4 separate regions of the Mus musculus genome follow, and all the other regions are linked to region 3. The links are chromatin loops, found by intact Hi-C in ENCODE. Cell type or tissue: left cerebral cortex. All regions are shown on one strand. Region 1 overlaps Ppp3ca (protein phosphatase 3, catalytic subunit, alpha isoform). Region 2 overlaps Ppp3ca (protein phosphatase 3, catalytic subunit, alpha isoform). Region 3 overlaps Slc39a8 (solute carrier family 39 (metal ion transporter), member 8). Region 4 has its middle 41 kb from the start of 1700006H20Rik.

Evidence for each region. Peaks named below come from ENCODE experiments on the same cell type or tissue, not always from the same donor. Only the 100,000 strongest peaks of a DNase experiment are listed, where the experiment ranks them.
Region 1: a loop joins it to region 3, with 3 times the contacts of the local background. A loop is called at or near these places in 11 of 42 quality-filtered maps.
Region 2: it touches region 3 in a loop (3-fold over the local background); 11 of 42 quality-filtered maps call a loop at or near these places.
Region 4: a loop joins it to region 3, with 3 times the contacts of the local background. A loop is called at or near these places in 7 of 42 quality-filtered maps.

Annotation. Positions count from the first base shown.
Region 1 is chr3:136,902,430-136,910,429 of GRCm38, reverse strand. It overlaps Ppp3ca (protein phosphatase 3, catalytic subunit, alpha isoform), which reads right to left. Exons shown (of 14, transcript NM_008913.5): 9 at 7,202-7,327; 10 at 5,057-5,131. Among named protein-coding and RNA genes, the nearest start is that of 1700006H20Rik, 49 kb to the left of the region's middle. In left cerebral cortex, a CTCF peak has its summit at 4,615 (motif pointing right); no DNase peak of the experiment used is centred here.
Region 2 is chr3:136,891,359-136,899,358 of GRCm38, reverse strand. All of the region lies in intron 8 of Ppp3ca (protein phosphatase 3, catalytic subunit, alpha isoform), which reads right to left. Among named protein-coding and RNA genes, the nearest start is that of 1700006H20Rik, 60 kb to the left of the region's middle. In left cerebral cortex, a CTCF peak has its summit at 3,681 (motif pointing left); DNase peaks (open chromatin) are centred at 897, 3,687, 6,041 and 7,870; H3K27ac peaks cover 986 bases.
Region 3 is chr3:135,882,858-135,890,857 of GRCm38, reverse strand. Slc39a8 (solute carrier family 39 (metal ion transporter), member 8) reads right to left here. Exons shown (of 9, transcript NM_001135149.1): 7 at 6,454-6,661; 8 at 6,072-6,256; 9 at 2,286-4,053. The coding sequence ends at 3,904. Among named protein-coding and RNA genes, the nearest start is that of Gm31243, 15 kb to the left of the region's middle. In left cerebral cortex, a CTCF peak has its summit at 4,096 (motif pointing left); DNase peaks (open chromatin) are centred at 3,080 and 4,087; H3K4me3 peaks cover 213 bases; H3K27ac peaks cover 235 bases.
Region 4 is chr3:136,991,716-136,999,715 of GRCm38, reverse strand. No RefSeq gene overlaps it. Among named protein-coding and RNA genes, the nearest start is that of 1700006H20Rik, 41 kb to the right of the region's middle. In left cerebral cortex, a CTCF peak has its summit at 4,806 (motif pointing right); DNase peaks (open chromatin) are centred at 3,868, 4,803, 5,170, 6,019 and 4 more places; H3K27ac peaks cover 3,595 bases.

The DNA.
Region 1 (8,000 bases), 1.0 Mb before region 3:
TTTCTGCACTATCCCTCTTCCTCCTTTCCTGGCTCTCCTGCCTCTCTTTCTAGCTTTCTCATTCTTTCTCATCATACTGATTCCAAGGAAGAGACTTAACAATGGTAATTTTAGGTCTTGGACATCTCAAGTACCGGAGAAGAGGCGATGCATCAACTAGTCTGTGTTCAGATTCTTGTTTTCCTAGCTACACAGTTTTAGGTTTTACATTGACAGACTTGACTTTGCTTCTTACGTAAAAACAGGGACAATAATAGTGCATCCACCAAAAGGTTATCTTCAAGACTATAGATAATAACAACAGCACACCAAACTGTCTAATAACCTTAAAACAAATCATCCTTAATTGTTTCCTTGCTGTCCAAAATGATAAAGTTAATGAAAGTGTTTATTCTGTAGCAGTAACTGAGAATGATGGGTGACACTTTTAAGTATCGGCTGCTGTCACTCAGCATCACCATCACTAAATCCTAAAGGGGACGTGACAGACCTGGAAGGCAATGCGGGGAATCCCTCCTTGCTGAAGGCCTTGCAGACACTTAGAAGTCAAGTTGATATGACAGGAACATGAGCTGCAAGCTCCTATTATTACCCCTGACTTTTTAGTTGCCACTGGGTATGGGGCAGAATCCTGAGAAGGGCTAGATAAATCACTCATCAGGAAGCGTCCTCCACCTAAACTAAGCAGCAGTCAAAGGAAGAGCTTTAATTGAGCTCTTTGATGTCTGTAGCAAACAGACAAAAAGCCTGGCAGGAGCCCAGGGCCACCCCTCAATGATAGACAGGTTCTAAACTGGTGAAGATGGGATGGAGGTGGGGTGGGGGACAGGCGTGCAAGCCTCCCTACAGTTGAGGATGCTGCAAATAAAATAAAGTCAAGTATATGCTATTGTATCCCAAAGAGATGACAGTGCTGCAGGGTGTCCTGTAAGCTGTTTTTGTTTTTTTTGAGCATTGCAGATAGCTATGTATTTCAGAGTCATGATAAAATAAATTGCTAGGATTAACCTTGTTTGGTCAGTCCAAAACGGACAGTACTCAGAACTGAACATATTTGCCATTAAACGTTTATCTCTGTGTATTGACCCCTTATTGGGGGACATTTCTGAAACCTGAACTAAATTTCAGGCATATTCATAACATGAAATGAGAATTTGGCATTCAGTTTTATCTGTTTCAGACTTGGGATCTAAAGGTGCTTAATTTTCAAATAAGGACAGACCCCGAAACTGCCATCCACCTTGGTAAGAGCTGCCCATCTTGCACTGGTCCTAGAGGATGTTGGATGTTCTTTATCCATTTAATGTTGGAATTTTCCTATTAATGTTCTGTTCCTACCCTCTATATGGAGACACCATAGAGGAGAGAGCAAGTTAAGCATTCTCAGGAAGGAATTAGCTTCTATCAATGGAAATCAATTATGAGCTGCAGAGAACACCTTCCCTTGTGGGATTTAATTTTCCTTGTTTAGCTCCCCTCCACTCTTCCTTTAATAAAGATATATGTGCATTGTAAATGTATTAGTGAGCGTGTGGCTGTGTGCCAGAGATTAATGTCAGGTGTCTTCCTTGATCTCTCTTCACCTTTATTTTGAGGGTTGGCATCTCTCAGGGAGCCTGAAGCTCATAGATTAGTCTCTATTGGGTGGCCAACGTGCTTCAGTGACTTGCCTTTCTTCACGGCCCAGGGCTGGAACCGTAGGTGTGCGTTACCACCCCTGTCTTTCAAGTGGGTTCTGGGGATCAGAATTTAGGGCTGCATGCTCACATATTAGCTTAGATAACTTTCCCAGCTCAGGGGTGCCTTTGGGAAACTTGAAGGCTGTTCTGCAAGGGAAACTTGGGACTATGATGCCACCATTTGCTGTGGAGGCCCATCAGTCAGGGAGCATCTTCCCTTATGGCTACTGACAACTGTTCTCTCTCCTCCCATAATCACATCCACAGAAGAAATGCTGAAATGTGTGAGCATTCTCTGTAGTCTAAGGGAAATCAATGGTCAATGTTGTGTAAGGATAAGAAAAGAGTAGGATAAACAATCAAGAACTTCCTGCTAAGCAGGGTATGTTGTGTCCAGGACACTAAGGACAAATGGTATATACCTTCTTCAGGTTGCTAGCAATGCTTTTCATTCCTTCTGCTCATCTCCAAACGTGTAGCAATGACATGGAGGGATCAAGCACGTTCATTAGAAACCCAACATTTTAAAAAGTATTAATGCTGCTTGAAAAAGTGGAAGCACGGATCATGTAGGTTATGTACATCTAGCAGAAGTGACTTCAACTAACAAATGATGCTGTTCAAAAAGGAAAAGGTATCGATTGATACAACGGTTGACAGCGATGGAGCAGGGAAGGAATGTACAGTTAGGTATCAATTCCACCTGGAGAGACTGAGCTGGGTCCCCCCCCCACCCCAGATCAACTCTCTGCACATGCGTTGGGCAATACTGCATTGATCTGAAGGACACACCCTAACTTTTAGAGTGGTGGGACGTGCTTGGAAAGAAAAAGGGATCTTCCAAGAATGGCTGAAATTAATTATTTTAAAGCAGATTGTCTCCCAAACTATCTCTGCATGTAAGCGACTGAGAAAGAGTGGATAACCAGTTAGTAGCAGTGAGGCCATGAAGCCCTGCTGGGTCAGCCTGTCAATCATAGCCACCTGGGATATCTTACAGGGCTGATACCTACCGGATGCTCAACAAATCATTTGCTATTGGAATCCATTAGGAGGCAATTACCACCACGTGTTCTTAGTCTACACAAAGTATACTTTATAAACGTTGGCTGATGAACTTGGCTAACATGTTGATTTGTTTACTGGGAAGTTTATCATATTAATGCTAACTAATATTAACTTTGAAAATATCTGCATTCAGAACACAGTATCCCAAATTATGGAACTTATTATGATAATTACTGAAGAAAAGTGGATAAGCCTCCAAATCAATGCTTTTCTGACTTCTTCCCATCCCTCCCTGTGCCTTCTCTCCTTCAGCATCCAGGCCTGTGTCCAGCAGAGAACCTGGGATGCCTCTCCCACAAAGCAAGCCCTAGAAAGTTCTCCATTCCTCTGAAGGCACCCAGCAAGCATGCTGAAAGGCTAAGACGCATCTGGACAGACAGGCTCCCTGCCTTCTTCCTTAGGTGTTTCCCTTCCATAGTACCCCTTTGTCCTGCCACACTGTTGTAAATTTGCTCATTATTTATCAAACGAGACCAAAAAAAATTAGACATTTGTTCTTAGCTTTCTAGGTGGTTTTCTCTGATGGCTCCGGGGCCACCTAATATTCTGTATCAAATCCTTGGACTTTTCTTTTGTGTGCCTTCCTTTTGGAAGTGTGTACCAGCCGGAAACTTTGGGATGGGTAGAAAGGCTGCCTTCACAGTGAGAACAGGAAGGTAGGGAAAAGAAACGTTGGCATAAGGGTCTGTACTGCTGTTTACGATTCAGAATCTTTGGTTAGTAATCTTTAGTTAAAAAAAAAAAAGTAATCTTTAGTTAAAAAGTCTGGGCCATTTATGAAAATGTTATTTTTTAAGAGGAAACACTAACCATGGAAAAGTTAACCATAGTACCTGAGGCTATAATGTGGGAAGCATCTAGAATCTAGACACCTACAAACTGTGACATTAGGCACATTTGCTTAGTTAACATCTAAAAATATCTTTAAGAGTCTTAATAATTATTTTTTTCCTTCTACATCCACTTTCCTCCCAATCCTATTCTTTTGCAATGAGGTGTCTGAAAACAGTTTATGAGGAGAGGTAAACGGGATGAGAGAAGCTGTAGAAAAGAGAAATACTAGAGCTAGCAGTAAATTGTGTGTTTAATGCATATATATGTAATATATATATACATACATATATATACACATATATAAATTCTATATCTCTATATTTATTAATGATATCAATTATATATCAGTTATATATGTATATAGTCTATACTATTTATCCAAGTACATGGTCAATAGACACTTTGTGCTTTTAGCTGTTATCAGAGTTCATACACTAAAATACTAAATCATGCTATCCAAACACTAACTTTTAGAAAGGGCCACCATCTCCTGTTTTACTAAAGTGCTGTTCAATGGCTCTTCATTTAAATTAATCAAAGCATCTACTTCTATCTTTGTCTTTCTTCTTTATTCATTATGTCTTATTCCGATGACACCGTCTCTTTCCACCCCAGTCCCTCTATGAAGATTCTGCTTTCTCCAAGGCACTGAGGAATCCCAAGGACCCTGCACAGGGTAGGACGTACTAATATACATGAAGAAAGTTTGCTCTAGCGTGTTCCGACTCTTGCCACATCCTTGTCTCTTCCATGCGTTTCAGGTGCTTCACCAGGGCTCCCAGTCATCGTCCTTCTACTTTTAACCTCACACACCTCTCTGTCTTTGGAGAAAAATCTAGTGTTTGGAGGTAACTGAATTATCGTAGAGAATCTCAAAATAAGTTAAGGACTCTCATGAATTCATCTTTACATATTAATACACAGAAAGAATTAACAGTTGAGGTCATCAACAGTGCTTAAAAAATGAAAACTGTAAAGACATGGGGGCAGCTAGTGGAAATGGCAGATGAAAGCAGGGGGCGCTGTGAGAGATAGCAGACCTAAGAGCACACAGCAGAGGGCACTGTTAGAGATAGCAGACCTAAGCACACACACTTACCCACATGAAAATGTCTTCCTTTACCACACACATCAAGATAAATGATAGGAGAGAGGGCTAGAAAATAGTTTTTTTTTTTTTTTTTTTTTTAAGGAGGTTAAAGGTTATGGGTGAAAGTATATCAAATAGCAATGTGGGTAACTGAAAGATGGTTATTAAAATGGTTTACATTTCAACAACAGCTTCAAAGTAATAAATAGGGCAAGCCTCTCATGGTTTCATTTCTGACATTTTCTTACCTCAGACAAAATGCTTTCACTTTCACCATTATGATTTAAACATAATCTGAAATCTTAAAAATGCATGACCAGGGTTCGCATGGAGATCCTACGTAATTACAGGGCAGATGGGATGAGTGCAAAGCTTAGCCTCTCACCGTCAAATCCATCTTCTTCTGACCCCAGTTCATCGTCGGAGCAGATGTTGAGAACATTGACCAGCATCTCAGTCACTGTAGCCAGACATGGAAGAGAGGAAAGACAAGCCCCAGGTGTCAGCCATAACTACTGCTCCGTCAGCGCTCATCTGCGCCTCGTGCTTATCTCAGATGAAGTCACTTCTATGTCTCTATCCCTGTCCTTAGCATCTGGATCTATATCTGCCTTTACGCATCATACGAGATAACATGCTGTCTAATCCCATGTAGGCTTTTAAAAATAAAATTATGATGTCATTCTTATGAAATCCCTTACTAATTCTTATTAAATATAGGTCAATAGAAGGTGTGCGTGGGGGGGGGGTGCAGGGGGGGGCCAACAAATGCTGGATGAGAATACCCTGTAAATCTATAAGGGAGAAGAGAACTGTCTTGGAATTTTGTGTTTATCTTCGCAATGATGCTGCCCGGTGTAGATTAGATTACAGACTTCTGTTGAGCAGACTGAGCGAATGCCAGATCTCTTTCAGTTAATTTGTCTAATCCTCTGGAGACTCCGTCCGTGACAGGTGAGGAGCTGTGTATTTAATAAAAACGGCCGATAGATGAGCTAATGTATTTGAAGGAGATTTGGGAATATTGATTTTTTTTTAAGAAATAAATATGTTGACAGAAATATCATTAAATTTGATTTCCAAAAATAAGGTTTTAAGATACTTTGAGATGAACCAGAATTTAGTAAAGTAAATAGATGGTAATAGGTTTATGGAACAGTGAGCGGCCTTCTTTCCTAGCAATGTGCATGTTATCATGTTTAATGTTTCTTGAAATTTGGTTGGGTTTTATCAAGCAGGTAATGATAGGCCCACACATCTTCAGAAGCTGTTTTTAAGGTTACACAACATTTTAAGAAATATTCTTTAGGAACCAAAGACACACAGAGAGAAACGCCAGAGGTGCCACGCCATTGATCTAGAGTTTAATTTTCAAAGCCGAATTATGTCTTACAATATATCACTGATTTCTTTCATAAAATATGGTCAAAATCTGAATAATTAACAGAAACTGCCCACCTAAAGTGTGTTCTACCATGCCTGGTAGTTGTCAGGATCCAGACTGCCCTAAAGGGTGTTCTAGCATGCCTGGTAGTTGTCAGGATCTAGACTGCTTCAGTGTCCACAGCAGGCAACAGCTGAGCCTGTTGGGATGCTGGCATTGACCAGTGTAGGAACCCCGAGCATGGAGTCCCATGGGTTGGGACACTGTTACAAGGCACCTGTGACTTATTAGGACGTAAGAGAAAACTTTTCTACCGACAACTCAGTACTTGCCTGTGGAATCATTATCAGATAGTTAAATAAATTAAAAATGTCTCCATAAGTCTTGTAGATGCTCAAAAGCCACATAGCTTTTCTCTAAAACTCTGCATAGACCTGACTTTCTTAAGTGCTTGGAAACTTATCTTCACAGAGGCCACCAAGGGACACTCCATGAGGAATGAGCCAGGCTGTCAGTTAGGCCTCCTGGCTCAGAGGCTCCTGGCTTTTGCAAATTTATCTTTATATATCAATCAATACATTTTTTTTCTGTAATTTAGGTTAAGGAATAAAAACGGGACAATGGGGGCAGGAAGAGGGGATGGTAGGAATAGAGGAGTAGGGGAGGGAACAGAAAAGCCCAATTCTGAAAACTGTTCTGTTTTTAATAACTATGGTCTGCTGCGTTAAATGTTACCCTTCTGCATGTTGTGGGCACTAAGCGCTGCCTACAATTGTGAGAAACACAAGGGAAACATGACTATCCTAATTTGTGATAATAAAACTTGACTTTGGGACTATAGGACCAAAGAGTAAGAAGGAAAGATAGGAGCCCTGATAACACCTTATTTCTAGTGTTTTAGAGAAGGCCACATTGTTCAACTGGGACCGTGTTCATTCTCGATATTCCTGGTTTGCTCAGAATCTACTCACTGCATCAGGTCACCAGCCACAGGGCAAGCTGTCCCATCCTTCCTCTCACAGTACAGACCGTGAATGTTACCGTGAGACCATCCCGCTTCTGTCCAAACGTTCCTGCTAACAGAACAGCTCTCCGTTGACTTCCCAGGAGGTCTTATTAAGAACAGCTCAGGGCTTTACAGCATACCTTTCTCCCCAACAAATGGCAGCGACCAGGTGAAAACATCCATGAAATTTGGGAGCCAGTACGGATGCGGGGAGCAGTTGAACTGCCTGATGTTCATCACATTGTTCTCGTACTTCAACACTGCAGCTAAAACATAAAAGCACAAGAGGACAACCGTCAGCGCATACCTCCGTAACTGCGCATGGTCAGGAAGGACAGCAGTCAGCGCGCACCTCCGTAATTGCGCATGGTCAGGAAGGACACCCGTCAGCGCGCACCTCCGTAATTGCGCATGGTCAGGAAGGACAGCAGTCAGCACGCATCTCTGTCTTTACACATGTGGAGTGGATCAGGCAAATTCTACTCTTTGAATTAAGTTCCCAACCATGAATACAAATAGCCTCATCAGCCCCGATTTCCTGATTTATCAACCTAAGCCTTACTCCTTAGAGGATGCCACTGCCTGTACAATGTGTGAGGGGTAATTGGAAATGACATTATCATTTGGAAAATATTTTTGTGATGTAGTTAAGCAATTATCAGGAATCAGATCAAGAGCCTCCTGTAGCCAGGAACATTCTAGTCTTCCTTACTCTCTGATGGTAAGAAAAAAGGTAGCAATGCTAAGTTAGTCTGACATAATTTAGTAAGCTCTCCAGAGACTAGATTCTCCCTGCCTCTCTATCTCTGTCTCTTTGTCTCTGGCTCTCTTTCAACAAAAACAAACTCTTCCCTCCAGTAGCAATCACAATTGTTACATAAATTACATAATTTTAAAATTAATAAGGACGATATTTGGATTTAATACCATATAAAGTAA
Region 2 (8,000 bases), 1.0 Mb before region 3:
ACATTACACTCCATAGAGACAAGCACAAGTCTGGAAGGCCATGCGCCTGGACAGTTAGTAATATATTCTATAAATAATTATTTAGGATGCTCAGGGCCACTTAAAGTCTTTACATTAGGGCTCACTTTCCTTACTTGAACAAGTGGGTTTATCTAGACCAGTGGTTCCCAACCTTCCTAATGCTACAACCCTTTAATACAGGGTTCCTCAGGCTCTCATGACCCCCAACATAAAATGATTTTGTTGCTACTTTATAACTATAATTGTGCTACTGTTATGAACCATTGTGTAAATATCTGATCTGCAGGATACGTGACTCCTCTGGGGGTCATGACCCACAGATTGAGAACTGCTGATCCAGCAGCTCTATGGGATCTGGTTCCCATGTGAGTGGTGTTAACAAACTTTCAGAAGAAAAACTTCAATATTAATGAGATGAGTGAGCAGTGTTCTCAGTAACTGTTTAGACAATTGCTAACTGGGCTGTTCCTTATTCTCTGCATTAAAAAAAATGAATCTTTAACTTAAAATGCAGAAGTACAACGGGTGTTCTTTTCTCCAGCAACATGACATATTTGTGAGAGAATCCTTTGAACAATCCCGTATTTATAAGGTACTCATAGATTTTGGTGTGGTTTTCACAATAACTACACATCATCACAATGCATAAAAAAACAAATCCAATTAGCCGGAAGCATCTACAATCACGAAATTCACAGTTAAGATTTCATCCTCCGCTTCCCACACCTTCTTCCTTCCTTGACTCCCGCTCTTCACTGTCACTGTCACAAAATGCAACTGGAGTCCTAGCCGTGCAGGTTCCTCTGATGTAGTTGAGACACAAGCACCCCCCACCCAGTGCAGTGAACATAATATAGATGACTGTATTTCCACAAAAATTGGAGAACACCTGCTAAGACTTTGGGAAGAAACAAAGAAACAACAACAGCAAAGACATGTCCTGTCTACAACGCTGGAGCTTCTCCATCCCGCCAGTGAGTTCCTAAGCCCACCCATCACTTATGCTTTGTCCCAGAGGGATGCAGAGACACTGTGACACGTTTGTGGGCCTTAGCTTATTCGCCAGGACTTAAGGTGACCAGACAGAACAGAACAAATGGTTCTCTCACGTAGCTGCCAGTGTGAAAATCTGCCAGAAGAGACTAAGGCAATGGAAAGAATCTGAACCGAACACTCGTGGGAGCTGCCCTGCTCACTCTTCTTGCAATGTCAGAATAATTCATTTTAGAATTACAAGTTACTCAGTGCAGTCGTTTTTATTACACCCGCAGGACTCCATCTTCAGAGGCGTGTTTCTGTACATTTAAAAGCGACAACCAAGGGCTCTGTCCTGCTTGTGGAATGGATCTTATTTACTTATTGTAACGCTGTCAAACAAGGAAAAGACTCTACTATGGAGCTTCAGCTGAAATCCTCTAGTACTTTCAGTAGTATCACTGGCTTTTAATATCCAGTGGAGCCCAAGGAATATAGCATATGCATTATGCTGTTGCAATGCCTCACCATGCACTGCATCTCTGGATTATAGTGAGAGCTTTAGAACCAAGGGGTTTACGCATGCATCCATGCACGCGCATATATGACACACACACACACAAGTTTCATTCATGAAATAATAAAAGCTATCAACACCTTTCCCCATCTATATTAAGAACCAGAGAAGCTGGTAATGAAGCAAGAACAAGTGGCAAGAACATCAAAATCCAAAGGGAGACTGCAAACATCTTGAATTTTATTCTTTTTCTCACCCTTGTTAACTTCTTTCATTTCCTTATCTGTAATTGATCATCTCCTTCCGTCTTAAAGAGATGGAGGAGAGGGAGAGAAAAGCAATAAGAATGTGAAAGATACAAATGGCGGCCTGCTAGAAGTACAATCACCATATTCTATCCAGAAACAGGAAAAAATGCATTAACAGATCCGGGATGTGATTTCCTTCCAATTGCTCCAGCTACGGATGCTCTGGCGGACAAACTAGCATCACCATCCCCTTTGCACAGGCTCCTTTGCAAAGCCCTACCTTCACAGAAGGAGGCGAAAAGACTGGAAGGAAAAGTCCTGAGCTAAGCCCCGTGTGCTTGCAATACTTTCTAGGAGCAGTCTATGACCTGAGCACTATACCACAGGAAAAGGCTTTCTGACTTTGTCAGAGATGCCGTGTATCTTCTCCTAATGACTACTTTCGGGCCATATGATTTCCATTTATTATTATGTAAATAGATGCATGTCTATTCTAGGCATGCACACTTCTCCACAGTATACCGTGCCTCATATGAACAGATTCCACGGTCCCTTGCATTCTAAACCTAACTCTACCTTTAGTTTCTGGTTTCCTTTCTACGTTCTGTTTGATGTTTTTCATTTAAGATTGTAAGACCATCAATGACTTAGGCGAAGAGTAACTAACCAAGCCATGGTAGTACTACATGTGGTGACAGAAAGCCTCTGCAGGCCCCTCACACACTTAGGTGCAAAATGCAAGCTCATGTCATTGTCGAGTTAGACTTCAAGCCTTCAGATTCCAGGTAATTTAACCACAGTGATATTCTTTAGTATGAGATATCAAACTGGTTTACTCTGTGAACCAGTACCCAACACAGAGTTCCTCATAGGCTAATGATTAGTCTCTTCTATGCAATGAGTAAGACAAAGACTCTTTACTACTATTGGCCATAAATAATATGAGGGGAGATGGCAGGAAAGGGGAGTAGGGAAATGTCAAAGACCGTTTCCAAATGACATAAAGCCAGAGCTAATTATACACAAGCAGAAGTCTACAGGCAAGGCCCAGGCGGGAGTGAGGAAAGAGGCACTGTGTCAGCACAGAAAGGAAATGAGGTCCATGGACTCAATAGTGACTCAGAACAAGGATGCCACCACAGGGACAACCCGAGGCCACCACAAACTCCAGCTGGAGGCTTGGCACAGCCTAGAAAGTGAAAGGCTGCCCTGTAACTGCACACAGGTAACTCTCTCCTGGGCATGGTTACCTTGTTACACATGGCCTCCTACCTACCAGCAACACCATTCTCCAGGGAAGCAAAGGAACGCAAGACTGAGTAACACCACGGGGGAAAGGTCAAGACGTTCTAGGAGTCTGCAGTAACGGCCACCCATTGATTATATATTGTTATGCCTTTTTTTTCTGTGTTAAATGATGTGTGGAGAATACTAGATTAGTAGGCCCAGAGTAATAATCTAATCAATCACTGGACTGATCATAAATGCATTTAGTGTGTCAAGCGTGCATTCCCAACTGTTCTTGTTCAACTAGCAAAAGAGCACTCCATAGTGGGTCTGTGTGAAAGATTCAGGGTTCAACATGATGGAGAAGTGGCATCGCAACTCAAAAAATTAAATAAAATAAAAATTTTAATCAGTGAAAAACAAAAACAAAATTTGGATAGAATGGGTATGTACCTCTCGCTAAGAAAACCTCTCAGGCTCATTTTATACAATTAACAGATCAATAAAACTGGCTCTTATTACTCTTATTAGAATTATTTGGGGATACTGTAAAAATTGTTAAGTGGCTGGAGAGATGGCTCAGTGGTTAAGAGCACTGGCTGCTCTTCCAGAGGTCCTAGTTGGAGTCTCTGCATCCACATGGTTGCTCACAACCACCTGTACTTCCAGTTCCAGAGGATCTGATGCCCTCTCTTGGCCTTCTTGGGTACTGCAGGTATATGGTGCACAGATAATGTACTCAGGCAGGATACCCATATACTTAAATAAAATAAATTTTAAAACACTTTGTTAAATTAGCTTACAAATGCATTATGTTTCTTCACTGCACTTTCAGAATACTTCACTCTATACAATCTGGAAAAATGAAACTCAGTAACTGCATCAGCAATGAACAATGTAAGGCAAGTATCTTGCAGTATTACTTTGCTGGAGGCTTGTAATTCCCACACTGGCTACACTGCTTAGGCAGTGGTGCTTTTTGCAGAAGTGGGAATGCTGTTCCAGCCAAGGCACGTGAGTTCTATATGGAGTGATTCGATTAAAATGCAGAGTAGATGCTGGTGAGATGGCTTAGCATGCAGAGGTGCTGACACACGGTCTTGATGATGTGAGTTCAATGCTCAGGTCCCACAAGGGGACAGGAGACGAGTGACTCCTGAAAGCCTTCATCTGACTGCCACAGTTATCCTACAGCAAGCACACATCTGTATTCGAACACACATACATACACAATTAACTAATTAAAATATGTAGTGGGTGTATTAGATCTTATGTCTTAATATGTGATTTTCTATTTTATGAGTTTCCCACATGTGAAATGTCTACATAGATTCCAGTGAATACTTCTCTGAAATGACCCTAACAACTGGCCTCTAACAATGACATAACACAACAGAGCCGAATAAACACAAGGAGGGGTGGAAATGCTGTGTTCTTCTGAGTGCATTTACTCTACGGAAATGGGTATAGGGGTGTGAGCAAATTATTCTAAATGGGAAGAGATATGTGGCTAGATGTAAACTTGAAATTTGTTCTGGGTAGTAAGTTGGAGAACTGCTAAAGTTTTCTTTTGCAGGTTATAAAAGAAGGAAGGGGATGTGTTGTGTATTGTGTGGTGAAACTGTAAATGAACAGCTGAAGGACAACCATCTTCTTGGCAGCTCCCGAGGAGCCATGCACTAGCATGTGGCAGCGGATAACAGGAACTACGAAACGACGATGGAATTTCCATGTTGCGCAGCATGCAACCCCAAAGCAGCTCCATTCATCATTTACAGAATATTTTTCCCTTCACTTTATAGAGCTGCCAATGCCCATCCAGTAAATGTAAACAGACCTCTTGCAGGCTAGGATAATTGGGATCTAAGTGTCCATCTTTTGTCCTTGGCATCTCGCAAAAGCTGTCCGAGTGAAGGGAGAAGATACTCAGGGTGAGTGAGAAAGTAACTGTGATAAGGCAGACGGGAAAGGACAGGCAATGGCTTAGTGAACGAGGGAGCCACCACAGGGTGAGATGTTTAGCCCCACCAACTTTCCAAAAGCTGCCGATTAACTACAGGCAAGAGGAAGACACTAACGGGAATGACTGCATGTTACACACACATCTGATCACAGCTAGCATTAGTCCTAAAATTGCCTTATTTTGCAGTCGCTCCACTAGCTACAGTACAGCTAATGTTCTTTGTGGTTATCGTCTCTATCAACGATTAACTGACAGGGAATAAGAATAAGGACTTATTCTTCCATTGACTACGTGGTAGAGAGTCTTGCAACTCAATTTTATTGCATGGCTTTTTAAAATTCTAGTTAACATCGATTTTATTCAAATCAACACTCTGAACGGCAGCAGCGAATAATGGACTCCCACCCCCATATATTGTATAAGCTTCCAGCATAATAGCTTTAAAGTGCTTCAGAAATCTGACACAAAAGTCTTTTGACATTATGTTCCTACGGAAGAATACATCTTTCTTTTATTCCTTTCACTCTCTCTTTTCTCTCGAGAGGAATTCTGCTTGATGAAAAGGTTCCCTGAATGAAAACAGTTCTACCCTCTTCCTGAAGGACCGTGGCTTACCCACAGCAAGAGATCAGAGCTAAAGATCCAGAGAAGTCTCAAAGACTGCGGAGTACCCCCCCTTCTGTGCCCGAGTCTCTGGCTTGTCACATCGGAACTACGCACAAAGAGGCGACATAGCCAGCATGTGAGAAGCAGCTATCAGCATCAGGAAACAATGCTACACAGGAGAATGAGAAGTGTCTAAGGACATTATGGATTGACGTGGAGTTGCCTTGATTCTAATAGGTTAGATTTTATTTAACTGTCAGTGCTATTTGCCAGCCAGCGACTGTCCAGAAAGTATTTGGGGGAGGCACTGTACTCCTTGGTACTTTCTGTCTATTGTTTTGTTGTAATATAATACCTTGTAGCCCAGGATAGGCTAGGAAGTGCTAGCTGGTGATGACCTTGCTCTCCTGATCAGACTGCTTCCCCCTCCCAAGTGCTGAGACAAGTGTGTGCCGCCCACTGCTCCTTAGGTTTAGTAGAAAGCTGACTGAAATACTCCAGCATGATATGGATAATTTATACACTTAAGGTAGATTACAGAAACATGGTGGTGAGTGTTCTGGCCAGTGTCCACGCCCTGAGAAACAATGAAAACCTTTACCTAACTAATTCAAATAATTAGCTTTTACTATCTTAATTCAAAATAAGCTTGTTGCTTAAAAAGTTATTAGTCTTTACTTTTTATATCTTTCCTACAAAATCTGAGCATTCTTTGTGCCTAGATCAAAATTTTAAACAAGGCTCTCTCTAACCATTCAGCAAATTACTTCTTGTGGGGTACATTTCATGTAGCTCCCTTTAGTTGAGACACTATTAGTAAATCCCCACACCCTGCTTTATGCACTGCCTCTGAGCACACAGCATGCAGAGAACATGCTCTGTTGTACTGGGCATTCTTGCCTCTCTAAGGACAGCACATCTTTCCTGGGAACGGATATCCATGGATATCCACCCTCCTTAGCTTCAGAGGAAGGCCTGTCACAGTCAGTGTGGCCTTAGACAAGGTTATGTGGCTATAGTAAACACCATTTAGCCTTCCTCACTCTCTGGACTGAGGCGAAGGTCTAAGCATAGAACCCACTTACTGCAGGTAAAAGACACATACAGAGAGATGGGTAAGGGGATATGATTCCTGGTAGCATTACAACTTATGGGGATCGGGGTTTGGCTATGAGCAAGAGAAAGTACTTACTATGCAGACAAAGTAGAGTGTATAAGGCCAACAAATGCAGCAAGCTGTCAAGTAGTCCACAGACACTTGGGGATAATGGAGGTCAAGGCCTTTATAGGGTATCCTGGACTCCAGGCACTGGGTAAGAGTGTAACTGTCCTGTCAGGAAGGAAGCTATTCTAAAGGCACACTTATGCACCATGTTGGAGCTATTACACTGTTGAATTTCCCCAGGAATTTCATGCTGGGAGAAGAACAAGAAGCTGAAGCCTGGTGCTAGCCAGAGGGGACACGTGTGCCCTGGAAAGAGAATCCACTTAGTGCTGACAACTGTCAGATCACCCTGTAAGAGAAGCCAGAGCCAGATGGCAATCACGGCCTGGACCACACCGTGACCAGGACAGCTTCACTATACATATCTCTTACCCTCAGTTTCATGTCAGGACCCTAAAGATGCACTTGGAAGGGCAGGGCCAGTAGACCTCTCTGTCCCTGTTCCCGATATGGACACATGGAAATGAATCCCCTTTCCCTGTTTCTCACTATTATTTATTCAATTGTCCCATTGAGGAAGTTGGCCTAGTCTGGCTTCTGGGTGCTATCACGGTTAAGGCCTGGATGCCACGTTCTGTAAGAGGATACCTATCACATTAGCTATAGTCTATGGGCTGTTGGAATTCCAGTTTCAAAGATGCTCAGAAACAAGGGTGCCTTTCCCCCTGCCCTGCCTGAACCTCGTACATTATTTGACTGATTTCACTTTTTCTTAATATCTAAAACTCACACTCAGAGACATGACCTCCATAACACCCAGACCAATGACTACTAGACCTAATCCTTTCTCCACATTTTACATCCGCTGTGAAACAAGGTAGGGCAAGTCATTGTTAGATCAGGACAACTTTCTGGAGAAAGGAAGATCCCTACCCCTCCATCTTTCCTTTGCTTATGGAAGGACATGATGCCCTCTGGCTGCCCTGTTTGTTTCAGAAAGCAGGTAGGGAATTTCATCAAGAAAGTGGGTTGTGTAGAGTGTGGGTAGTATCGTGATTCACGACATCCTGGTGGAGTGATTCTATGAGGGAACAACTGGCTACAGGCGCTCACTTTGTATAGTGGAAGGGTGAGCATCAGCGAGGAGTTACCCTGAAGCTGAAGATTCTTTTTAAGGAATTGAATCCACTGCACTTGCTCAGCCCAGAAAGTGACTCACAACAGGGGCTCAATAAATATAATTGGCACTTCAAGCTGTGACTTCTCTTTGGCTAGACA
Region 3 (8,000 bases):
TATGTGGAGTTAAGAGTTCAAAGCCAGATCTCCAGGAGACATCTTAAGATATGAAGCATCTTGGAAGTGAGAGCCACAGTCTATCTGAGACTTTCATTTGTCAGCACAGTAGACAAATAGTAATAGACTCGGTTCCTAGAGCTATTGGGCCCCATGGGCCCCATGTTGCAGCTCACAGCTCTTCTATCAAACTAAGAGAAGACCTCTTAGTTCTTATACATCAAACCCTCATCATGGAGATTCGACCATTTTCTTACAACATCTAAGAGCCACCTTCATAATATCATGTTCTTCTCACCTGTAGACGCCATTAGAAACTATTAAAATGTGGTGGGAGGGAATATGCCTTGTAATTAACAGAATGATATTTGGAGTTTCTAGTTTATCCAGTTTCTTTCACTTTAATTTTATTAGCAGAGTCTCTGGTTCTGAAGGCACAGAGAAATTTAGAGTTTTCAACTAGGAAACCGAATGGACATGAGAACATGCTTTGCGCATCCTTAACATGGAAAGGAAGCTGACAGAAAACCAACCACGGGAATTGCGACCAGTGGTGTAGAAAGAAAACCAAGTATCCATTAAGAATGATCTGTGGTATCGTAGCCAAGAGGATCATTTGAGAATCTCTTGTACGGCAACAGATCTTTCCTAACACAGAAATTGTCTGGAAATCATGGTAACTTCCTGCTAAAATCAAAAGGAGACCTAAAGGAAGATAATGCTGAGAAGAGTTAGGAGAAGCAGGCCATTTAAATGTAGGAAACCAGAAATGCCCAATAGTGCCTAGAGTCTCGCTGAACATCTAGAAATCATTATGACCATACATAGCCTCCAGAGATGCCCAACACTGAGCTCACACATTGGCTACATTCCACTGCTGCTGCGGCAAGAAACCAGGACAGATGAGCAACTGGCAGCTAAGTAAACCTGAGTTATCCTCACTAGCTCTGAGCCATGACACAGCCACACATCCCAACTTGTACAGGTAAAGGAAAGGAACTATTTTCATTAAACAGATTTTGGTTATTATTTAGATATTAGAAGAGGGAGATACCTCTAGAGACTTTTGATGAATTATCATTAATGTCAGGTATCTTCATTCAGGAAAAATAACAGATACTTTATAAAAACTGCTTAAGACTGATTGAACCTGTTTACACTTTACCCATAAGTGGACTTAGGCATCTATTATCTCTTCCACATGAATTTGCAGTTCCAGCCACAATGGGAGCCACACCCTAGTACCATGGCTCTATCAGCTGGCTACCCATCAGCACCTCTAGTGGAAGCTCACCCACTTTGTGAGCTTCAGTTTCCTAAGGTGCTTTGTGACACAGCATTACCATGGTAACAGGATCTTCTACAGTACCCAATAAGTGCCAGGAATTAATACATATTCTTTAAAGTTTAGCAATGAGTAATATACAGTATTTTTTATTTATTCTGGTAGCATCTCTAAAATCTAATGATTATGCTGTCTTAATAAAATGGTGGTTGTAGGTTCTCCTCCAATATCCACTACTCAGTGGCTAGCTAAGTTTGCCATAGTAGGCATGATTTCCATCTTGCTGAGTAAACAAGTCTAACTAGAGAGCTGCTACCAAAGTGAGCCAAACAAGCCAGGAAAAGAGAAAGTAAGCGATGTCCCTCCACGTGTTTTGTTTGAGTTCCTACCTGAGTACCAGTTCTAACTTCCCTCAGTGATGGTTTGTAATCTTCAAAATGAAATAAATCCTTTTTTCTTCAAAAAACTAAGATTATATGGCAAATGCTCCATAGGAAGTATGTTGGCAGGATTATGCTCACTTGAAGAAAGTTAATCAGGATAAAGTAAATGCCATCCCGACTTTCCTTCTGCCTCCAACAAACAATTGCCTCTTGTCTTTAAGTCATCGTCACCCAAAGTCCTTCATTCTCCATGGTAAAGGGAAAGGATGGAGAGCCAGACCCACAAAAAGCAGGCCAAAGAGTCAATCTGCATGTACACTGAGAATCACTAAACTATCTTTTCAAAATATTCTTCCATAAGTCATTTCATTAAAAATACATACAATCTGTACTTTTTAATGTTTTATATATATATGAATGTACTATAGCTGTCTTTAGACACACCAGAAGAAGACATCAGATCCTATTACAGATGAATGTGAGCCACCATGTAGTTACTGGGAATTGAACTCAGGACCTCTGGAAGAGCAGTCTGTGCTCTTAACCACTGAGCCATATCTCCAGCCCACAGCATATACTTTTAAAAAGCAAGGATTGTTAAGCACTGAAACGAAAGGTTATACTAATATAGATTGTGTTTATTGAAATGAAAAATTAGTCTTTGTAGGATTTTTTTGCTAGATATTTTTAAAATAATACAACATCAGTTCTCTACTTGCCTCTCTTCTCATAACACCAGCCACATGATGTCACTCAAAATAAAGACATATTAAGAGAAAAATAACTGACACGGTACATGGTTTCAAAAGCTTTTACTGTTTGGTCAAATAATATTTTTTAATTGTCAGTCATAAAGTGAGAATACACATAAACATATATGTTAAAGTTTATCAAATCTGCACTGTTATTACATGAAAATGTGTTTGGGCTTATAGGAAAACATAATTCCTGAGATAACTTGGCTTCTATTACTAATTCTCATCACTGTCAAATCATCTTTTTTTTAAGTTACTTGGGAGTGTGAATTGAAATTAGGATGTTCAATTCAGACTGATCGTCTACAACGTGCTCAAACACTCAGTGAGCTGTGTGTTTTACGAAAGGTAGAAAGAGTATGCTGAGGTTTTCCATCCAACGGTATACCATATGGGAACAAAGCACACTGCACATAAAAGAAGCCGTCTCTGCTGACTGTCAATCACCCCTAATGAGCACATGCCTCCTCCACCATCAGTCTCTGACACAGCCCAGCCCAGCTGTGATTTTTGCATTTATTGAAATTCCCCCTGCTAAATAATTATGCTCATCTTTTAAAAAGTAAATTGCTCACAATTACATTCAATTTCTCTCTCCCACCCAACATATTCTCCACCATGACAAAGCAATCCCAGAGCATGGCAAGACTGAGTTCTAACCAGTCTCGCATACTCCTCAGGCATTTCTGTTGGCTGGAACCACAGCATAAATCATAGCAAAGCAATTCTGGTCTTCTGCAGGGTGTGTTCAAGCTTATAACTCAGGGACCAAGCCCTGAGCCCAAGCCTTGCTGGGCTAGCAAGCCTTTCATCCTTTCCTAATTCATGTTACTTTGTATTAGCTTTCAAAACAATCCTACAGGTCGCCAACTGAGACATAAAGCTGAACAAACGCTGTGCGCTATCTTTCTGGGGTTCGTTAAGGCACTGGGATCGGTCCTGCATGCACTGGAGCTGTCTGTCTTGATTTTCTTCCTCATTTGATGCACCTGCCTTTAAAAGCAGTCAAACACATTAATTGGAAGAAAACCACTCTGAAAACGCTTGAGGTTTTTGTTGTTGTTGTTGTTGTTGTTGTTGTTGTTGTTGTTTACCCAAGCAAGTTCTGAAACCTTACATGACCCAGATTGTGTTTTTCTCTGGATCTGTATGTCTGCTTGTGAATGCACGTGTTTGCTTCATGATAATTTTCTAATATGCATAAAATATTGAAAACCAGGTATTTACCAAAGGCCCCATACACCAGCCTTTGCAGTCTGAAACCGAAAACCTTTTAAGGAAAAATTTTAACAACAAATTTCACCTATTCTACATATCTGAAACCAGTCATTAGATTCCTTAGCCTTTAGTTGAAAATAATAAAAAAAAAATCTCTTTTAACTAAATAGGATATACTTTTAAAAAAACAAAAATCCCTATGGAGATGTTTCTGTGTTGTTATTAAATGCCTTCCCGCGTTGACGTTATACTCCACTTCCGGCTACTGCAATTCGATGTCTCCTGCGTACAAGGTGATGAGCAGGATGGCAGTGAAGCCGGTTAACATCCCTGCATTCTGGATCATGAAGAAGGTGAAATCCGTTTGTCTTCCAGTTACTTTTTCTCTCAGCATGTCGTTCATCTCTGGAAACTAGAAGACACATTATTAAATGGCTGTCGCCATCTTGTGGTGAATCCTGAAATGCTCGTCTGGGGTTTCTGCACAGGAGCTGAGCATTTCTTTCATTTGGGACTGGATCGTACCAATCAATGTTTTGCTTCAGGTATTGAGGAATCCTAGTATTCTGCGGCATCCACGGTAAAACTATCGAAAGGTCACACAGCCAGATAGAATGTACCTGGCTTGATGCGTTCTCTCCTCAACTCTCTTCCCATATACAGCTGTCTACACCTCAAATTTTAAGGAATTCAACCCGGTGGGTTTCACCCTCAGGCACGCATTTCTGTTTACTTCCGTTAGCCCTTACTATACTATACTATACTATACTATACTATACTATATTCTGCTTCATCCCCATTAGATATGCTATTGTTCCTCTTATCTCATAGTATTTTTAAGTATGCCATGTTTTACTTTGTTGTTTCTTGCTTAGCCCAGGCTGCCCTACTATGTCACTATGTCACTATGTAACTAATGACGATCTTGGACTTAATAATCACCCTGCCTTGTGCCACCACAGAGTTGGTGAAGTGTTGGGTTTTTTTCTTGTTAGATGGTGACATTTTTGTTTGCTTAAATTCTGACTTTGCTCCTCTGGAGAGAAACACTTATGGAAACCGCTTCCCCGCCCATCTCATAATTTTTCCGGGCTGACTGGAGGGGAAAAACATTTGTGTAACTGACTGAACCTGTTCTTTGAAGTAGCTTTCTTTACTGTTCTGGTTTCTCCATTGTGCTTGCTCTTTCCTCCCAGAGCGACAAGATTTTTTAATAAATTGTGTATTGGTCCAGTGTTGAAGATTATAATACTTTCATTATAGTGAAAACAGATAAAAATCCTAGGTGTTTTTAGTAAATAAATAAATGTTCATTCTCAGCCACAGCATCCACTGCAAAGGTTACACAAGGGGACATGTATGTCCTGTTTTAGAAACACAAATTGCATGATGTGTTATAAATGCTGTGGTACCCTGGATGCAGCCATGCCAGGGATCTTCAGACTCCAGAGGCAGGTCAGAGAACTGGCGTGAAGTTCTTACAGGGAAAAAGTTGGTGACATCTCTAACATGAGGAAACTACTATGTCACATAGGACATCACCTGTATCGCTTCCATAAAGGTACCAACTTTGATAGAACTTTTTTGTGTCATGGGAAGAAATGGCCATCTGGAATAAAGACAATGTGCAAGGTAATTCTGGGCAGAAAAATGTAAGTACTGTGGGGGTCTAAGAGCTAAATCCTGCCTTTTTTAAGGGTCTTTGATGAACAGCAAACTGGGCCAGACACTTACAGTTTGGAGCTTGTAATCCAAAGGAAAGATGTTATTAAATTATACGTAATACATTAATTTCTAAATATAACCCAAATACTCTTTTTTATACTCTGACACTTCATTCTCTAGAAATCTGTCCAAGGTATGCTTGAAAACACACAGGGTATTTTTCTCTACACACACACACACACACACACACACACACACACACAACCTACAGACATAAATAATACTGACTCAAATATATATTTATTGTCCAATATTAATTTCTACTTAATTTAGTGTAATATTTTAGCTTAACTTCAAAAGTTTTCAGTGTGAATCACTTTGAATAAAAAAAGTATTTCGTCTACCAAGTTATTTATTCTTCTAAATGTGACATTCTTATGCAACTGATGGGTCAGGCCTACTATAAGAGAAGACGGGTTTAATTCATCACATATTAAAAGGAGTCCTTAGAAAGTAGCTCCCACTATTAAAAGTGCTTACTTTATCCATAAGATCAGTCATCAAAGAATCAACGACAGCCATTCCAAGCTACTGTTAGCACAGGTTACTCACAAAGCGAGAGACGCTGGGCCAGAAAAGGTCTGGATCCCCAGCCTTGAAGACCTTGAAGCCAGTGGGAGGCCGAAGGCTGCCCTTCAGCTCGAAACCCAGGCTCTCATTTGTAAAAATCAAAGTAACACAAAATAAAATACTTGAATCTCTTACCATATCTGCCAGAGAAATGTAGAGGAACATGCCTCCAGCGAGTGCAAATATAATATTGGGAGCAAAATTGTTGCCCACCAAAATGCCGAAAGCTAGTCCCACGTAGCAGGAACACGCGGAGAGGAAGTTGAACAGCAAGGCTTGCCGGGTGCTCATTCCTGCATTGAGCAAGATCACAAAGTCCCCTGGAAGAAGAGAATATCAAGTGAGTTGTGCCTCCTTCTGTTTTGGAATAATAATAATAATAATAATAATAATAATAATAATAATAATAATTAAAAAAAAAAAACTTCCAACAACAGATCATTCATCTCCGTGTATGATTAGGGTCTGCCCAGTCTAACATTCGACCGCCCCTTGCCCTGTGCCCTGAGGTGCTCACCTAACTCATGAGGAAACTCCTCACACAGGATCGCTATGGACGTACTGAGCCCCTGAAGAAGAGACAAAGTACAAGATGCCCCAATCGCCAAGCCGTCGATGAAATTGTGGAGGGCATCACAAAGCGTGATCATCCAGGCAATTGTTCCTATTTCTGACAGTTTGGGCCCCTTCAGACAGGTACATGAGCTTGGCTCTGTTTTTCCATCCTGTAAAAACAGCAGGAAAAAAAAAAACAAAACATGATATCCAATATTGCTTGAACATTCAAGAAATCCAGAGAACAAAGAAATAGGTTATGTCCCAGGGGAGACAAATTGTTCCAACTAAAAGTCACTGGTAGTGTATGTGAAACCCTAACAACATATCACAGAGGGGAGAATGCTTACAAAGGGACAGATGAAATGAATCACTTGACACACCTTGAATGAGCCACATAGCAGATGTTTTTTTTTAATTACCCATTTTCTTCATTTACATTTCAAATGCTATCCCAAAAGTCCCCCATATCCCCCCCCCACAATTCCCCTACCCACCCACTCCCACTTCTTGGCCCTGGCGTTCCCCTGTACAGGCATATAAAGTTTGCAAGACCAAGGGGCCTTTCTTCCCAATGATGGCTGACTAGGCCATCTTCCATAGCAGACATTTTAAATTGGTGGCCTTGTAAATCAATCCTTTGACTTGCATGAACAAATCCTTACAACTGCCTTCCTAAGATGTAACAGATATTAACCTAGGAGTTTGATACATTTGCACATCTAAAAGTTATTCAAAGACTAAAATGAAAGTCATCTTCGTATTACCATTTAAATACGGCATCAATTATTAAAGCACAATGACATCAGGAAACGTTCATTCCACTTCCCATGTCACTGTGTGACCATTAGCAGATTAATCTGTCCGTTTCTGAAGCGACTATACAATGATCCATTTGTTCCTCAGCAACTCGCCAAGTTGACTGCGTTCTGGTTACTGTGCCAGGTGCTCTAGATCTCTGTGAGTCTTAGATATTCTATGAAGTGTGATAAGCACAGGCTTGCCTTAACACCAACATTTACTTGATTTTAAAATAACAATAAAAATAGAAAAATCCTCCAGCAGGATTTTCAAGTGAGGATTTTTTTGTGAGAATTTTGAGTTCCATAAAATCAACAGTTTTTAAAGACCCCAATGATAAACACCTGCTAAAGCACTTTGCAGAAGAAGGTAGTACAATGTAAACTTGACTGTGAATACAAAGCAGTTTGCACCTAACTAGAGAACATTTTGTTCCCAAGTCTTCTCCCCATCTCTATCTAAGTGTCCAGTCAGAGTATTTGTTGAGCAGCTGCAATTTCTCAAATACTGTGAAGACTGCTATGGGAAAGTCAAGTCTCTGTCTTTGAGAGGCATATCTGCATTAGAGAAATGAAGAAGAAATTTTACAGGCTGAGTTGTTTAAAGCTGCACAATATATAGCCAACAGAGAGGGACTTTTTTCAGAGTGTCTGTCTGAGAGCATTAGCATATATTCTAATGTTGCTTCTTTGCTAAAGACACTGTGGC
Region 4 (8,000 bases), 1.1 Mb before region 3:
ATTGGAGGTATTCCAGGCAGTGGTGGCCCATGTCGCATCTCATGACTTCACCAGAGCCTTAGCTCTCGATACAGCATTTGTACTCTGCACAACATATGCTGCCTCGTCACACAATTCCAGCAAATTTTCACGAGACACTGTGGCTCCGTTTTCAGAATGCTGTGCATTATAATTGCACAGTGCTTGTACTATACACGAACTCAGTTTTATAAAATTGAGTTTCATTCCAAAAAACAAAAGCTTTTTAATATGCTCCAATCATCACTCCTCAGCAAGAGTCAAATTAAGTATGCTTTTGGATTACATTATGTCCGAATACTTGATTTTTAAATTGCCATTTTAATTACTGGTCTGATTTTTTTATTAGATATTTTCTTCATTTACATTTCAAATGCTATCCTCAAAGTCCCCTATACGTTCCCCCCACTCTGCTCCCCAACCCACCTCCTCCTGCTTCTTGGCCCTGGCATTCCCCTGAACTGGGGCATATAATCTTTGCAAGACCAAGGGCTTCTCCTCCCAATGATGGCCAACTAGGCCATGTTCTACTACATATGCAGCTAGAGACACGAGCTCTGGGGGGGTACTGGTTAGTTCATATTGTTGTTCCTCCTATAGGGTTGCCGACCCCCTCAGCTCCCAGGGTACTTTCTCTAGCTCCTCCATTGGGGGCCCTGTGTTCCATCCAATATATGACTGTGAGCATCCACTTCTGTATTTGCCAGGCACTGGCATAGTCTCACAAGAGACAGCTATGTCAGGGTCCTATGAGCAAAATCTTGCTAGTGTATGCAATGGTCCCACCTGGGGATCCATCCCATAAACAGACACCAAACCACTGAATCACTGGTCTGATTTTTAATAGAGATTAGCACAGAATTCCAACAATGTCTGAAGTGACCCTAAATTTATTTCTGCCATTTGTACTGTGTGTTTATGCAAAGTGCCATTCTCAGTAGTGATGATTATATAATGAAAACAGTCAACTCTGAAAACCAACGAAGATGCTATCTGCCCGATGTAGCAAATATTCAACTAAGTTTGCATTCCTTCTGTAGAAGTAAGCCAGCACATCCACCTCGTTAGTGTACAAATTTGCTTTTTTTAGTATGTTGAAACAATGAGTGTTTAAAACAATAGACTTTTAGATGTTTTCTTATGAATAGACATTTGATTTGGGTACCTACTTTATGGACCTGTGTATCTGGAATCATAAAACTTTCATGGGCAAAAGGGGTCATGAATTTGAAAAATTTAAGAAACTGTGATATATAATAACTGGCAAGCCTCCTGAGCTGATTTCCTGGGCACGGGAAAATGCTCTCACTCTGCTACCCATGCCACTACTTTCCCTTTGCCATTTGGTGGAGCACATGTGGAAGACGCACACATGCTGGCTTTGCACGGTTATCCCGTAGCCCACAAGGGTTCTTACTTCCCTGGGCCCCATAGGTGGAGAAAGAAAGGCCTGAGTGCACCTAACTCTGTCAGAGCTTTGGTTAGGTCTTATCAGCCTGCACTGCCTATATTTGCTTTTCAATTGCCATCTTCTGCAGCACATTGTCCTCTCTGGCAGCTTATGCTTCCATCGTCAAGCCAGCAAGTACTTCATCCAAGATAATGTATGGGCTAAGAGCTTTAATGTTAAATAGAACTGATTCATGTCTTTCAATTAATCATACGTCACTGCATAAGTCTGCGCGAAGAGTATTTCATTATCATTAATTAAAGATGTAATAATAGTACTGCCTTCTTTAATAAGATTCATGGATGATAACATAAGATAAATTCATATGAAATATTTACTTTGTAAATTGTGATTAAAATGATCAATTCTAGGAAGAACCAGAAAACATGCTCCATGGGAACAGGGAAGTAGGGCTGACGCACAAAAGGAACATTACACATCGAGACCAGGGTTAGTATCATTCAGGAGTTTGTATTTCTAAGATGAGTTTGATGAAGTAAATCACAAAAATGATGTAAGAAGCAGTAGAGGAGAGTAACAGTCAAAAAAAAAGAGACAGAGCATCCAACATTGATGGAATTGATAAGAGCAGGGGCCAAGGGTTCAAGTTACTCAGAATGGAAATGTAGGGTAAGTAGTTGACTCACAAAACACAGGAGTGCTACAGTTAAATCTCCAATGGTATTTGAAAGGATTATGCCCATTGTTTTTTCTTATTAACAGGCATTTAAGCTATAATTAATTGATATCTTATTTATTAACACCCATCCAGTTAGTTATTAAACCCCTTAAAGGTTGAGGCAAAATGTATCCTATTATAAAGGAATTATATTTGTTTGTCAAAAAGCAGAGCTAAAGGAATGGATAAACAGACTGATAGGTGATCTGGTCTATAGATACAGAGACATAGAAATAATGTCACATGATATAAAGATCAAGAGAACTTTTAGAAAAATATCCACAAGGCAAGTATCTCTGAAGAAATAAATCACAGCTAAGAATTTATTTATAGTAACCTTACTGATCATGTATTTACTTGTTATATATACCTTTCCCAGATTAACAATCCACTGATACTTTCAAAATACAACACAACACATTTGCTCAGAGAGAGCTCACCTATGCTAGCCAGAGAGGATGCTGATTTGGCTTGGAATATTTCTATGTGAAGACTATGTAGCCCTCCAGTGTCCACAGCTTCACAGAGACAGTGCCCTGGGGTTAAGGAAAAGATCTTATCCTGTCCTCCACTAAATGATGCCCAAGTATTTGAATATAACAAAAGGGCAGTGTGATAGAGAGGAGAAAGAGGGTACCAAAATTGTAAGAAGAGCAAATGATTCGAAGGATCCATTGGAGTGGAATGGATGGGTAATATGACATGAAGAAATTCTGAAGAAATAATTTAAAATTAAGATTCTGCTTCCTTAGTAGAGAACATATTGCTCATCACTCACACACACACACACACACACACACACACACACACACACACACACATCCTGTTTTTTTCAACATGGACTTGTGTACTGTTAACCATGTAAAAAGCTCTCTCATTCTTAAGCCAGAGAGTGCAACTCTGAAATGCAAAGCTCGTGACTGGGTGTGGGAGGGAAAAGACTAAAATTAGAGAGCCCAACAAGCTCTAATATTAGGGATTTATTTTGAAAATGTCATATCTAATGAGGGCTAGCGAGGAAATTCTTTAAAAATGATTTGCTTGTTTTCCTATGTTAAAGTTTCTTCTCTCCTAAAGAGGAGAAGTTGCTCGCCTCGCTGTGTTATTTTTAAAGTCCTGCAGCCAGTTTCAGAAAAGCGGAATCATCCAGTTAATCATGTAGAAAAAAATTAGATTCAGTCTAAATGAGGAAAAGATGGACCAGGTCAGAGGTAGGGCAATTAAAAAAAAAAATAGCTGGGTGATGTTTCTCATCAGTCTGTCTGTAACTTGCACCCAAATAGTTAACCCACTAAATTAGATATTGCTTACTGAATTTAAAAGGGGTATCATGTCACCATGGTAACTGGGTTTGCTTAAACATAGCTTGAAATGTATGTACAGTCCAAATTAGTGACAGAGCAGAAACTCAGAGAACAGTGCTGAGCGATCAGCTTGCTAAATTTCCCTACAGTGGGGCGTATGCGCTCATGTTTGAGGAGCCTCTCTTTGGAAGGTTTGTCTTCTGAGGTGTTTGTCCCCAAATCTCAGTCATTATTGCCAGGAAAAACAGTCTTTTCAGTTAAATTTGAAATGGTCACATGAAAATGATCATTTGTTTATACCTACAGCTTGATCAGTTGATATGTGGACAGGAATTGTGTGACCTATCATTTAAAACAGCCTTTCAGATGCTGTTTTATTTGGTTCATCTTTTGGAGTATTTCAGATCATCTTTTCTTGAAAAGCTAATCCACAAATAGCATTTCCACCCCCACCTACTCCTCCTTATGATAAAATTGGTAAGAAAACTGCTTCATGTAAATTTAAAGCAAAAAAAAAAAACCTTTTAAAATGAGGAGATATTGCCACAACTTGGCTTCTGACCAAGAAATATCCCTGGCACTTTTCTAATAATTTTTGGATAAAGAGTTACTTCACAGAAAAGCAGAATAGTTCATACTGAGACTCCATTACATAACCCTGGAGAAAATACGTGATTCTTTGAGTTTTTCAAAGCTTTTTTTCTTCTTCTTGACTTTCCTTGTCTTTTCTGAGGAAATGATTAAATATGATACATTTGGGGAAATTTTATATCATTTACTCTTTTATAATTATTAGGACCTTTATTGGATTTGGTCAGTAACTTGCACAATTCCCATAATGCTAGTGGATAGTTAACAGGAAAAAAAGGACAGTGAACCTTGATGTTTTTCCTGATGAGCAACAATGAGCTGTCTTTCTGCTTTGGGGTGCAGGGTGTTTATAATGTTTGTCCAGTGTCTCCATCCAAAGCCTTCACTCAGAAGGGAAATTGCTACAGTGCACTAAGCCCCAATTATCTGCTAGGTATTTAGTGGAAAATAGTACATCATGTTTTAATTCACACAAAACCTTGATAATTAGAAGTCATCTCCACTGCTCAGAGTGGTTGTTTTCTACCCTTACACTGCTTAAATTAGCAAGCTGAGGTGTAATGTCCCAGAACATGTTCTTTTCAGAAGAGACTCAGCTGATTTTGAATGGTGTGTTATGACTGATATCAGCAGGTGGGTAAGAACTCATCTGCGTTGAATATCCACTGCCCTGTACACCATTACACCGAAGTGGTATGCTTTTTCACGAAAACTCTCATCCCTCTGTTAGCTGATCATTATTGTGAGCATCTGGGAGGGCCACTTGGAGGCAGTAGCAGTATGAGCCAAGCACCCGAGCTTCAAGTCATTGGCATGGTTTGCTCTGAGCTGGCATCTCAACCTCTTCCAGAAAAGAACATCATAGAAACATTTTTCCCCTTGCCAGACCATAATATGCCATTGTAGAGAAATACATCTTGTAAATTGTTTGAGGATATGGATGCCCTGGCCTGTGCATACAGTGAGGAGAATGAAACCAGGCAGGGATTCAGCAGACTAACTCAAGCATATTGATGGCAATGGCTAAGGAGACGGAAGCAGTGGGCAAGGGGCAGGCTCACTTCTGAGTTTCAGCATTTATGAAAATAAGGGGAAAGGTCTAGCATCCACACTCATGAATGCCATAACCTTATGCTAAGAGAGTGAAAATGATGAAAACCTGAAGAAGATGCCCCGTGGAAGGGTGAGGGCAGCATGCTGTGGCGTTGATGTGGTCAGCGAACAGAACAGATGGAAATCTACAGGTCCTTGGAAGTCAGCACTAAAGATGACCTTGCAGAAAATCCAGAGTAGTGCTGTCCTCAGTGTGTCTTACAGACTGCCTTACAGTGCCACAAATCAACCAAGAGTCTGTGTGTCCTTCCACACTTAAGAGTTTTGTTTTATAGAAAATGACCTGTAGCTTCAAAATGTGGGGACAGTATTATTTTATAAATAAAATGAAAATGAAATCTCACTTAGCACAGTGTATCTTTCTTCAGTAATCAGTAAATAAAATATATCCCTTTTAACAGTACAAATATTTATGCCTATGTATTCTTCAAAGTCAAACTCATCTTTAGATGTCTGCTAAGAGTCCTGAGAGCTGAGGAGATGCAACCCACATTGAGCTCTGGGTCCCGACTTCAGTTCTGCAAAAGTTTTCCTGTCTATATTTTGAGATTTAGGCATTTCAAAAGCCCACCTTTATTTTCTCTTTAGGTTGAAAACTGCCAATCAGTGTCCTTTCCTAGAAAAGTCTCCATAGCTTAGATCTGTCCAGTGCTCTAGCAAAAAGTGATAAGGCTAAAGGAAATGAATTCATATGTCAAGGAGAAAAGGAGAGTTTTCTGACTAGTTCAAACCAAGAAGCTTTCTGGCATCCAAGGGAAGATACTGAAGCATGAAGCAACACTTTTGCATATCTTGTGCATAATTTGCCTAAGAAAAGTTTCCATTCATTTGAGGCAACAGACAGGACTTTGGATGCAGACATCCATAAGTATAAATGCAGAGCTGCTCAACGCCAGCTGTGTGCCATTGACCAAACTGTTTAGTCTTTTGGTCTTCATAATTTACATAACCTTCTGGGATGTTGAGAAGAGTGAGACAGAGTGTGTGTGGTGAGCCCAGTACAAGGCCAGATGTCGCTCTTAATTGTGTATTCCTTCTGTTTTCAAGTGTGACCCACTTTTTAAAAGAATTTCAGAGTTCTAGAAGTCATGGGTTTCAGAAGAGCCAAGAACACTAGATATCAGATGCTCAGAATTATGACTGGGCAACAGAGAGCCTTATAGGAAAATGATTATGGTCCAAAAACCATAGACTTTGAAATTGTATACCCTTTGAGATTCTTCTAGGAAAAATAGAACAAAAATATAAGAAATACAATAACTGCTTTGAATATAAGTTTTTCTATTGAGGTTGTATGTTTAAAAAGCAATATCCTTATATTAGAAATATGTCAATCTGGCCCACTCATTTATCATAGACAAAAATTCCAGTTTACAACTCTAATCCAATGGTTTCTCTGAGTCTGGGCTGGTAGCATGGCTGCATATGGCAGCTAGTCTCCCAGAAGAGGTTGGCTATGCCATCATTTTGGCAAATATCTTATAACTTTGTGGCCTAGTTGTAGGCCTTTTTGAATATATTTGCTGACTTAATAAAACATTTCTTTTCTTTTGTAGCACAGAATGAGGATTTAAAACCATTCTATTTGAGTAGATGCATCAATTTAATGTCTTTAAGTAAATAGAGTTAAGAAATGGATATATTCTGTGTATAATTAAGATCAAACATTGTCCAGAAGGGATTGATGTTGCTGACACCACCCTCAGGATAGTGCTACAGACAATAACATCCTAGAGTATCCTTTACAGATCTTCCCTCCTCATCAGGGAAGAACAGTGAACTAGCCACTGAGACCACACTGGAACAGAGGGATGCTCTGTAGTCTGCTGCAAACATTTACCCAATAGTGATCATCCATCCATGCTCTTTACAGAGAGGTTGCATCCACAAAGCAACACAGAGAAGATGTGATACTGTGCTCTCAGACCTCAGAGTGGGATGTGCCGTCCACTAGAGAGCTGTTGCTGTTGTTTTTGATGGTAGTGTTTTGTGTTGTCTAAATTTAATTTACAATGGTATTTTCTCTGACCTTACGATTAAGTCAACTGTGGATGTCAACTGTAACAAATAAAAATTGAATTAAACAACTAATTGTGTTTCATGTATGTCTCTATATTGCATGAGTTATATTAAATCCTTAGACTAAAAATTGTATTTCAGAAATTCAAATTTAGCTTGGTAATCTTTATTTTTACAAGTCAACACTAAATAAAATGCACATACAATGGACATTCCATCCACATGTCAAGTAAGTAAAGTGGTTATTACTAATTATTACCCTCTTCTTGCTGAGCAAACTGAACTTCACCCAGGTTTGAGGACTGGCAGTGTCACTCCACAAGGATTCCAAGGGCTCTGCAATTTCAGCCTTATATTCTTAAATCCCTACCTGCTTCATCTGACTTCTATGATACATACATCACAATGCTGCTTTATATAGCTCACCACAGTGTCAAAATTGGAAGTATTGCACAGTATGTAGATTAATCTATTTTCGGCTGAGAAAGATGAAAGGTTAGTAAGTTGAACCAGAAGTAACCTGTCTGTCTTTTAGGTATCTACCTATTATCTATCCATATACCTTCCCTTTATCACCTCATCTATCTATAATCTACCATGTATCCATTTATCCGTCTGTCCTTCCATCATCTGTAATCTGCCTTAGCTATCTGTCTACATCTATGGTGTCATCTATCTACCATCTTTCTCTAATCATTTCTCACCTGTCTACAATCTATAGACCTATAAGCTGCCTATCATCTGTCATGTATCAATTAAATGTCTTTTATATATCTATAATCTATCTATATGCAGCCTATCTATCATGTACCAATCATCTTAGTTA